3 separate regions of the Homo sapiens genome follow, and all the other regions are linked to region 1. The links are chromatin contacts, found by Hi-C or POLR2A ChIA-PET in ENCODE. All regions are on one chromosome and are shown on one strand. Each heading gives the region's core, a stretch centred on a gene start or an enhancer-like site at or near the end of the contact. The rest is flanking DNA. Distances are from core to core; before and after follow the strand shown.

Region 1 (3,486 bases), core at 451-2,950:
CTATACAAAAGAAAAAGACTTGTATTTTCAAACTTGTGTTTGAAAAATTTTTAATCCTAAAAATCTTCACAGTCCCTGTTCCACATCCCCCACTCCCTGTCTATTAAGTCACTCGACTTCTCTGTACTTAAGATACTCTGTCCCCCAACTGTATACCCTCAAGAATCCTTGAGAAAGAAAGAGCACTGTTTAAACTTCAGGTCCCCAATTCCCCTCCGACCTCAGGATAACACACCCAGTCCCCAAGGCTCTCTATTCTCCGAAACGACATCATTTCATCTCAATATTTTTATTGAGAAACGAGAAAGACAGCTATAACATTCCTGAGGCACATGCTTCAAAGCCTTTTCTCCTAAATAAACACTAGGCTCTCTCACCTTTACATTCTCTGTATACGCTCATCCTTTTTTGACTTTCCAGTTCCCCACTTAGGCCCTTCCCCACCTTATGCCTCTTACCAGTAGGGCCGAGGGCATGCAATCCGTTGGGATGTCACTTTGCAGATAAGGAGACAGTTACAGGGGCATCGAACATATTTTTTCCCTGGGGGTGCATTCTTGATTGGCTAGAGAATAATAGGGTCATCAGCAAGCAAACCTCTAATCCCAATCCCCTCCACTTCCCTCCAAAAACACTTTATGAGATCAGAAAAATAAGGTGCTAACCAGGAAGGAGAAATAAAAGAAAGACTATATCATGAGATTTGCAAATAGGAACTAGGCTAGGTGTAAAAGTGAGAGAAAGTGAACATTAGCTTTGGTGAGTGGCTTCTGGGGAAATGGCTGTGTGAGACACCTGGAACTGAAACCTGGGTATCATCAAAAGCACTTGGCTAATAGCCGGAAGGTCAGGGTCTAGAACCAAGACATCAGAAAGAGGATCCAGGAAACAGGGCCCATTTCATAGATATGTGTAACTCACGGTGGCTTCATTGCAGACACCACATTTGACTACATGCTGATGCATCTTGCCTTCCACGTTGATGAGAGATTGGCAGACTCGGCAGGTGATCATAGGGGCACTCCCACTGTCCGGGCTAGTTAAGGGTGAATAGGGGGGTGGGTCCTCCCCAGGCAACACGGCTGGATGCCCCTCGGGAAACGGGGGAAATGCTGGAGAGGAAGCAAATAGAAGGGCTGGGATCACTTACACCCCCACTGATGCTCCACGGTGGTAGGGAAGTCCTTCTGATCTTCAACCCTCTGACCAAGCTCGGAGGGCTTCTCATAATTGGCACTTCTATCAGGTTGCTCAGAACCCCCTTCCGTCCCTAGGCTGTGGTCGCGATTACGGAGGGAAGGAAGCCTCGCCCAGTCACAGGTGCAGCAGTCCCGCACCTGGCGACTGGGACCCGCCTCCGCCCTCGGTCCCGCCCCCTCCCCGGCTTTCAGAGTACCCCGGGGAGCACCTCGGACCCGCCCCGGCTTACCCTGGGGCGGGGCATGTTTACCGGCTCCGTACGGTGGTGCGGAGGGGGTCAGGCCTCCCCCGGGCCCAGCCCCACTCCCGCCGGGCCCCACTAAACCGTTGCCGCCCGCGCCACCGTCGATGGGCTCAGACAGCAGCGGGGAACGCTCTCCATCTGCCGCCATGGCCGCCACCGCCGCCTCCCGCTCAGGTCGGCGATCCGGCTCCCTTCGCCTCTGCCGTCGCCGCAGCCACCGCCACCGCCGCCACCGCCACCGCCGCTACCGGGTCCCCAGGGCGCCTGCGCGCCGCGCGCCCAGCTCACTCCGCAACCAGTGGCCTGCCCCGCCCCGTTCCGTCTAGCAGCACGTGATAGGCTATCCCCGCCCGGGTCATGCTATTATTCGCGTAGATAAACCAATTCCTGGTCCTGTGAAGGCAGCTCTCCTTTTCCATTGGGGAGCGACGCACAAACGTCAACTGTCACATGACCTGCCAGATGCTGCTGGGCTTGCAAAACCTGCACGTGACTAGAGGTTCTGCAAGCTATTGGGAGCGACGCCCATCGCGCTACCTCCAGACCAGGAGGTAGGGCTAGGCTGCGTCTGCTCAACTGGTCACGTGTTTCTGGAAGCTGCACGGTCCCTGTTGCTCTGCTCCTCATTGGTTCAAAGACACCACTAAAACACTTTTCTCCGGCTTTGCGTTGTAGCTGGTTTCCTATTGGCTGGTGACTTTACTTCTTTCGTCCTGTGATCCTAGCGGCGCAACTGCATTGGCCCGAACTTAGCGCCAGAACATGGGGGGCGTGGCTTATGCATTTTAAAGGAGGCTGGGCGGGTGCAATAAAGGAGTGCGGAAGCTTGGGATCTTCTGAGCGGGGAGAAAATGGACGGTGGGGAACAGTAGACAAAGTTAGCTGTTCTACTCAAAGAAGTACCTTTAAAAAGTCAGAGTAATGAGGTACCAGAAGGAAATGGATTAAAAAGTTAAGATTATCACTCCAGCCTTTGTCGCTAGAGTCACTTTCAGGACAGGACACAAGACTGGGTTTTCCTGGAAGCTGTCCTTACAGAGCCCCGTCTTTCCCCATTGCTGATCAAATTGTTAAATTATCTTTTCATTAGTGTCTCCACTACTAGAAGATTTCATCGTTTTACTAAAAAAAAAAAAAAAAAAATTCAATAGAGATGGGGTCTTGCCTATGCTGGACTCAAACTCCTGAGTTTGATCTCCTGCCTAAGCCTTCCCAGTAGCTGGGACTACAGGGACAAGCCACCGTGCCTTTACTCAGTTTTATGACCACCAACCTTTAACATACGCACAAGTTTGTAGATTGGATTAATCAAATACAAGGTTATTTTCGTCACCTTATTTGACAGATGGGACAGTCTTTAGGCCTGTCTCAACTTTGCTTCCAGCAAAGGGGCAGTGCCTCCTCCCCTACCTGAAGTCTCGTGTGGTCTTTATGGGCGCCTGAACCACACCTGGATTTTTTCCCAAGTCATAGCCCAAACTGGGACTGCTTTAAATATGGGAAGCAACAAGGAATTGATAAAAACAATAAACCCCGAGGAGGTCCATTATCAGTTTGGCTAGCAGACTCTCCACTAAGAAAGGAAGTGCATCAAAGAAAGTACAGCCAGCCCCAAATATGTAATAACAAAGGAACTGCAGATGTCCCAGCACTTGGCTGCTACAGGGGCTGGAGACTTCACCTAGGTCCTGATTTTTTTAGACAGGGTTTTCTCAGGCCAACTTCTACTTGGAAGCTAGTAACCTTCGACCAGTTAGATAAGAGCCCCTAACAGACACTTAAAGAACTAAGGAAGCTCCAGATACAAAATAGGGAAGAGGTTGTAGCTCCATAGAGGGAGGCCAGTCTGCTGCTTTTTCTGCTGTTTGTGGCACACAGATGCTCAAGCATTGTCTGGGGTTGGAGTAGGATCCATTATTTGCGCCCTAGTTACACATATATTCCAAAAACTGTCCTAAAAATATTTTTTAAATATCTACACTTTGTGAAAGACACTCCTTAAAAAAGCTTACACTCTGGGTAGGGAGACAGAATAGTGTAAA
Region 2 (3,486 bases), core at 664-3,163, 3.9 Mb after region 1:
GGAAATATGACATTTGAAAAGAATGTGTGCGTCTGCATGTGCTGTGCCTGCGGGGAGTGGGGCCGGGGAGGGGCAGAGTCTGGGGGAACAGGGGCTGGGCCTCGGGGTCTCTATCCCTGCTTTTCTCGCCTCCGCTTCCCACCTCCCTTGCCCTCTTAGGTACAGGCTGGTTGATGGGTCGAGGTGTTCCTCGTCCTCCCTCCCCGTGGGTTTCTCCTTCCTTTATTTCCGAGATGAAGCTGGAAGGGAAATGTAACCTGAGGAGACCAACCAAAGGAAAAAAAAGAAAAAAAAAAGAAAAAAAAAAAAAAGAAAGAAGAAAATCAAACCAGGCCGCTTCCCCGCTCGGCCTCGGAACATTCTTCTCTCCCCGCCGGCCTGGGCTCTTCTCCCCGCCCCTCCTGTGTTGCGGCCCTGGGCTCGGAGCCGGGGCAGCTCCGCACGTCACTGGGGTCCCCGGGGACTGGGGGGGTGGTCCCCTGGGCGGGCCCGAGGGAGGACCGAGGGGAGGGAGGGAAGCCGCCTCGGCCGCTGCGGAGCTCCGGCCCGTCGGGCCAGCCCTCCCTTCTTTCCCCAGTCCCGTAGAGCCTGTTTCTCATTAGAGTAACGGGCGCGGTCCCCGCCCGGCTTCTGAGTGTTTGTAAACGTCTGACCTGGGGCCGTCGCTTAACCGTTTAGTTGCTGGGATGGGGCGGCGTTGGGGGTGCGGCCCTGAACCGGAGGGATTTAGAGACTGGAGACGCGGCCTCTAAGAGAGGTTGAAACTGTGTGTGTGTGGGAGAAAATGATAACCACCCTCCCATCTCTCCTACCCGCCAGCCTCGCCAGTATCTCCCACCGAGTCACGAATCTCCCATCTAACTCCCTCTCACACAACCCAGGCCTCTCCAAGCCTGACTTTCCCGGAAACTCCAGTCCAGGTCTTCCTTCCTCCTCCAGCCCAGGTGACAGGTGTCCAGCCTGTTGGGGGCGGGGGGGCCAAGGAGGGGGAAGAGGAGGGGAACCCACAGGGTCCGGAGGTTTCAGGCCCCTAGTAAACCTGGCAAGGATTTTTAGAAGAGCCGGAGTGGGATGCTATCGGGTCAGAGATTCATTCCAGACTACAGTTCTAGGGAGGAGGCTGCCAACTTCCCGTGGAGGCTAATTCACGGCCCCTCTGGGTGGCTGGGACAAGGGCAGCGGCAAAGCCTGGCCTGGATCTACGCCCATCAAGGGCTGTGGGCCTAGGGACAGTTCTCAAAGCCTCTTTGGCTCGGACTGCTCCCAGAGGCATCCAGGCTGGCTAAGCGTTCTTCATCTTTGGGGGTCCTGGAGGAATGGCTGATGGAGGCGCTGATTCGGCAGCGCAAAGACTTCCAGAAGGCCCGGGCAGAGTAGCCCCAGGCAAGGGAGGCGGAAGAATAGCCTTTTCCTCTTCCGAGCAACTCGGTGCCACTCTGCCCCCAGGACCCTCCTGGCCTCAGGCTTGGAGGGAAAGGGGAGGAGAAGTGGTTCTGCCTTGCTAGGTGCTATCTACACAGTCTTCAGAATTTAAAAAAGGGTCTTCCGTGGGCTCTCTACCCTGGGGGCCCAGGATGTGGCCCCTTTAAGGCTCTCGGACCCAGAACCTTGAACTGAGACTAGGGGAGGTGGGGGCTGGGCTCTCTGCGGGAAATGATTGTCACAACGGCGGACCAATAGGCAACATTAGTATCACTCTTGAAGGACCGTTTTCCAATTCAGTTTTTTTTTTTTTGAGGGGGAGGGACTGAAGAGAGGACAGAGGGAGGGAGGGTGGGGGAGGACGAGGGGCGCGTGGTTTTCCCATCTCATCCCTGGAGGAGGGGCTGGAGCATCCCCGGCAGCCAATCAGGGACAGGCTGGGGGGGGGACCGCTTTGAAGAAGTTTGGGGGAAAAAAGTTTGGAAAAGTTTCTATAATAACGAGGGGGCTTCTGGAGGGAGGCGGCAGCGACGGAGGAGGGGGCTTCTCAGAGAAAGGGAGGGAGGGAGCCACCCGGGTGAAGATACAGCAGCCTCCTGAACTCCCCCCTCCCACCCAGGCCGGGACCTGGGGGCTCCTGCCGGATCCATGGGGGCGGCCAGCTGCGAGGATGAGGAGCTGGAATTTAAGCTGGTGTTCGGGGAGGAAAAGGAGGCCCCCCCGCTGGGCGCGGGGGGATTGGGGGAAGGTTAGTGCTGGGCTGGGAAGGGGTCTTGGGGTCAGTGAGAGGAGGGCCGGGGATCCTGAGTCTGGGGAATTTAAGGCAGCGAGCCTAGGGTGGGGGGTGAGGGAGTCAGAGGTCGAAGGGAGTCGGGGGGACTCGTTGGCCTGCGGAAGTGAGGCTGGGGGCCCGGGCACCACTTTCTCCTTTTTAGGTCGTGACTGGGGTGGGGGTGGGGGTGCTGTTGGCTGTGCGCCGCCTCCCGGCTGGGCCGCCTGTCACTGAACTGGGGGGCGGGCGGGAACTACGGCCCCAACAGCACCAGGCGCCGCCAGGGGAAGGGGAGGTTTGGCGCTGGAGCTGGCCCCTGGCGGACCGAGCTCTGGCCCGGCCGACTGGACGCCCGGGGCTGGGGGCGCTGTCAGGCCTCGCTGGGGCGCCCCTCCCCCTCCCCCGTCTGGCCGCAATGAGAGGCAGATGGCGGGGACCGAGCCGGGGGCGGCGGCCGCCGCTCGCACGAATCCGCGCTGCCCGCTGCCCCCCTTCCCCCGGCTGGGCCCAGCACGCATCACCCCCTCGGCTGCACCTCCGCCCCTAGATGGCGAGGAGAGAGGGAGGAGCCACCTCCCCTCGTCACCACAGCCCTGACGCCCCCCTCCCCTCTGGCCACGGTTGCGATGGCAACTGGGGCTCCTGCCAGCGCCGTTTGGGGGTTTGGGAACCGCTGCTAATTGGGTTCATGTGTGAGTCGCCCCCAGTCCAGCCCAGTGCCTCAAGAAACACGCCTCCAGGCCCAGCCCCAGCTCCAGCCCCTCTGGACCCACCTCTCTCACCTTAAGACCCACTGGATCGGGTACCCTCGGTCCTAGGATCCAGGGGCCAGTGGGCAAAGGCCTGGCATGCCTGCTTCAATCTCCTCCATCTTCCCAGGTCCAACTCTGCTTTTGTCTTGTGGCTCAGAAGGTCTCTTTGCTGAGGGGCAGGGAGCATAGAAGGACTTGCGGCCTGGCCACTCAAGGAACATAGCCATCTCACCTGCTTCTCTCTTTCCCCCTCTCCCTCTGCTCCTCTTCCCATTTTGACAGAACTGGACTCAGAGGATGCCCCGCCATGCTGCCGTCTGGCCTTGGGAGAGCCCCCTCCCTATGGCGCTGCACCTATCGGTATTCCCCGACCTCCACCCCCTCGGCCTGGCATGCATTCGCCACCGCCGCGACCAGCCCCCTCACCTGGCACCTGGGAGAGCCAGCCCGCCAGGTCGGTGAGGCTGGGAGGACCAGGAGGGGGTGCTGGGGGTGCTGGGGGTGGCCGTGTTCTCGAGTGTCCCAGCATCCGCATCACCT
Region 3 (3,486 bases), core at 648-3,147, 3.5 Mb after region 1:
CAGCTGTAACTTCTTGGCTGAGGAAAACACTAGAAATCCAGTGCAGGCCTGTTCTATTACTTGCTCGCCATACACCCCCTTTTGAATGTTGAAATCCTTGTTTTTTTTCTTTTTGTTGAGACAGAGTCTCCATCTGTCGCTCAGGTTGGAGTGCAGTGGCGTGATCTTGGCTCACTGCAAGCTCCGCATCCCGTGTTCATGCCATTCCCCTGCCTCAGCCTCCCGAGTAGCTGGGACTACAGGCAAGTACCACCACGCCCGGCTAATTTTTTGTATTTTTAGTAGGGACGAGTTTCACCGTGTTAGCCAGGATGGACTTGATCTCCTGACCCCGTGATCCGCCCGCCTCGGCCTCCCAAAGTGCTGGGATTACAGGGTGAGCCACCACGCCCAGCTGAATGTCCAAATCCTTTTTCAGCTGCTCAGCTGACCTGCACATATACTAAATGAATCTTGAGCAAACATGAATTCTATTCAAAAGTCATGCCTAGAACTGGATTTCACAAACCAGGATTCTTTCCCCTCTAATTGTAGGGACTGGCATAAGGCTGCCAAACTGGTGATTTCACCAATAACACATCTCTAAACCTACCCATCTGCTTTCATCATCTTTTCTGAAACAAAACACTAACACACACACACACAAAAAGAAGGAAAGGTATACTCCACAATAAAGGACTGTTAAATAAGCTTAGCTTTATGAAACTCACTGTAATTGTTTCCTTTTCTCATTTTGCTTTGAACTAGTGAAAACGCTGCCATGAACCAGCACTGCTTCTCAGTCTGGCTTTGGAGGCCAGTGGGTTAAACTAATTCAGATACTTACCTTTGGGTCTGTTGCGGCCTTTCTACACTGTACCATAAGCCATCCATATTTATTCATTCTCCCGGAAACCCAGGAGGGAGATCATTTCAGCCCACTTGGCAGAAGTGGAGACTGAAGTCTTGGACACAGAATTTATAGCTGGCAAGGACTTTATTCATCATCCATACCCTCAGTAATTTACAGATGAAGAGTCTGGCCCAGGGCACCAATAATAATCACTACATGGTGGCAGTAACTACTATGTGCTTAGTAGCTTACAGTTCATAAAGAGATTTTGCATTCAACAAATATTTATTGAACTAGGATGGAGGCTAAGACCTGGGGACAGAGTGGTTAGGGAGAACTTGAGTGCCCCGAGTTCTTTGCATTTCCACCACTGCTTGAGGGACTGTCCAGCCTCCTCGCTACCACTTAGCCCCTGTAAAGGAGGAAGTCCCTTTGGCGAGGGATATGAGATCCTGTTTTGCCAATGACCGTAGTCTGCCCTCCAAGGGCCCGTGAAGATGGAAGAGACCTTGGGCAGAGTGAAGGGCAGTGCCAGGCCTGGCGCAGCTACTGCCTATCACGTCTCTCTCCCAGGCTGCTCCAGCCTCACCTGGTGGACTCCATGGGGACCACAGGCCTCACCTCCATGGGCAGTCTCAAAACATTTGCCCTCCTGTGGGCTGTCACATACATAGACCCAGACTTTCTTGGAGAAGGAATTCTGAAGAAGCAAAAGCAACCAACTCAAAACCCCCACTTCCCCAAGAAGAAAACGTGGACAAGCAGATGCAGAAGGGCAGCAGCCAAAGTCTGCGGGTTCCTGCGGGGGCCAGGGGAGGGGCGAGCCCTACAGGCAACTTGAACGGAGAGCGCTTTGATCACTCACCAGCCCGGGAAGGCAAGCCCCAGTCAGGCGGAAGGTAGCTGGCTGCGGGGCGGGGCGACTGGCGGGCGGCGGGAGGCGCCAACCGCCACAGACGACTCCCAGCTGGCCGAGGGCGGGAAGGGGGCAGGCAGGGAAGCGGCCCGCCCTTCGTCCTGCCCCTTCGCCCTACTCTGTCACCTCCGCTGGAAGGAGTGGAACCCAGACTTGCTGGTCTGATCCATGCAGATGGCCAGGCTGCTAGGCCTCTGTGCCTGGGCACGGAAGTCGGTGCGGATGGCCAGCTCCAGGATGACCCGCCGGGACCCGCTCACAAATAAGGTGGCCCTGGTAACGGCCTCCACCGACGGGTGAGTGTTGGTGCCGGAGTTTCTGAGGCCCTGGCTGCCTGGAAACATGCACTGGTGTCTCGTCCTTTGCCTCCAGTGCCCCTGTCCTCAGACCTCACATACCGCCAAAGTCTGGCCATGGAAAAAAAGTAGCCACGTGGTCCGCCTGAAGCCCCTCCGAATACCCTGGCCCTCCCTTGCCAGCCCTTCTGTCCCTGCTGCCTCTGGCACAACTGTGCCACCTCTGTGCAGCCCCATCGATCTAGTCCCCCCAGTGTTCTGGGCTGCCCCAGTCAACCAGCCTTACCTAGCCTCTGGGAAGACCAGAAACTGGAAATGCAAGGGAATCTGGATTCAAAATCTTATAACAAGGCCTCCAGCTTTTTGAAAATGTACCATTCTATTTGGGCTCCAGAAAGTGTCCCGGAACCCCTCCCCCTTACCTAGATGGGACACCAGAGCCATGTGTCGAGACTTTTTTTTAGGTCGGTACATCTGGGCCTACCTTGCCCAGCCTGTTTCTCACCCACCTCTCTTGTCAGTCCTGGTTCTCATTTCTACAGGACTTTGCTAGATGCCAGCTCTTCACAAAACTAAAATACAAATGTAGATAAAATGCTAATGGCTGACAACTGCAGAATGTGTAACTCTTCTTCCCAAGGCAATATTTACGTTTTTGACCAGAGACCATCTTTTCACATGCACCCCAAAAAATAATTATGGAAAGAATTTTGAGAATGATGTAGACTAGTAAGAAAGAAACCTGGCGGCAGGACTGTTCTGAGTGAGACCTTCAAATCACGGAAGTGGCTGCTGCTGCACACCCAGCTCATTTCTCACCTCTCAGTCCCAACAGGAGATGAAGCCTGTCACCCGTGGTGGGAACTGTAGAAAGTGATGTCAGTTCTTGGGAACTAAGGCTGTGATCCAGGTCATAATAAAAATAAGTAAAGCAGTGCTAAAAATGGCCATGCCATTAAGCCTGTTTTACACATAGTAGGCACACGTAGGAGTTATATAGAGAAAGAGCCAGAATTCAAACCCGGGCAGTCTTAACTTCAGAGCCCATGCTGTCGACCTCTTCCCCTGCACAGGCCTTAGCAGTCTTTGTCTCTTTCTGCTCACAGGATCGGCTTCGCCATCGCCCGGCGTTTGGCCCAGGACAGGGCCCACGTGGTCGTCAGCAGCCGGAAGCAGCAGAATGTGGACCAGGCGGTGGCCACGCTGCAGGGGGAGGGGCTGAGCGTGACGGGCACTGTGTGCCATGTGGGGAAGGCGGAGGACCGGGAGCGGCTGGTGGCCATGGTGAGCTGCAGGGAAATGGGCACAGAGCCAGGAGGTGGAAAAGGAAGCCAGCCTGAGCCTCCTTCCCTGCTTTCCTAGACAGCAGCACATTTTTACTGTGTGCCTTTCTATTATGTCCATATACTAACGTCAGAGAATCATCCCATCTCAGTCAGAGA

Evidence for each region. A loop is a pair of places that touch in the nucleus more often than their neighbours do. ChIA-PET counts read pairs that join two places held with the same protein, here RNA polymerase II (POLR2A). Pooled maps may share reads with other maps.
Region 2: a loop to region 1 is called in a map of ascending aorta, with 6 times the contacts of the local background. The contact joins the promoter of NFATC4 here to the promoter of PIP4P1 in region 1. A Hi-C loop is called at or near these places in 1 of 168 maps with a recorded cell type or tissue (ascending aorta) and 10 of 50 pooled maps. POLR2A ChIA-PET finds 5 or more read pairs at or near these places in 1 of 52 experiments (AG04449).
Region 3: a map with no recorded cell type shows a loop between it and region 1 (20-fold over the local background). The contact joins the promoter of DHRS4L2 here to the promoter of PIP4P1 in region 1. A Hi-C loop is called at or near these places in 1 of 37 single-sample maps with no recorded cell type and 1 of 50 pooled maps. POLR2A ChIA-PET finds 5 or more read pairs at or near these places in 1 of 52 experiments (activated T-cell).

Annotation. Positions count from the first base shown.
Region 1 is chr14:20,459,734-20,463,219 of GRCh38, forward strand. PIP4P1 (phosphatidylinositol-4,5-bisphosphate 4-phosphatase 1) reads right to left here and starts at 1,701. Exons shown (of 7, transcript NM_144568.4): 1 at 1,451-1,701; 2 at 922-1,112; 3 at 459-565. The coding sequence starts at 1,592. RefSeq lists enhancers at 1,021-1,987, 1,916-1,985, 1,988-2,953, 2,286-2,365 and silencers at 1,156-1,325, 1,386-1,795.
Region 2 is chr14:24,366,271-24,369,756 of GRCh38, forward strand. NFATC4 (nuclear factor of activated T cells 4) reads left to right here and starts at 1,914. Exons shown (of 10, transcript NM_004554.5): 1 at 1,914-2,170; 2 at 3,229-3,486. The coding sequence starts at 2,071. It overlaps LOC124903291 (a long non-coding RNA gene), which reads right to left and starts at 3,115. Exons shown (of 2, transcript XR_007064085.1): 1 at 2,977-3,115; 2 at 1-257. RefSeq lists silencers at 345-654, 2,373-2,752.
Region 3 is chr14:23,987,032-23,990,517 of GRCh38, forward strand. It overlaps DHRS4L2 (dehydrogenase/reductase 4 like 2), which reads left to right and starts at 1,898. Exons shown (of 8, transcript NM_198083.4): 1 at 1,898-2,044; 2 at 3,151-3,328. The coding sequence starts at 1,917. RefSeq lists an enhancer at 1,434-1,493 and a silencer at 1,664-1,913.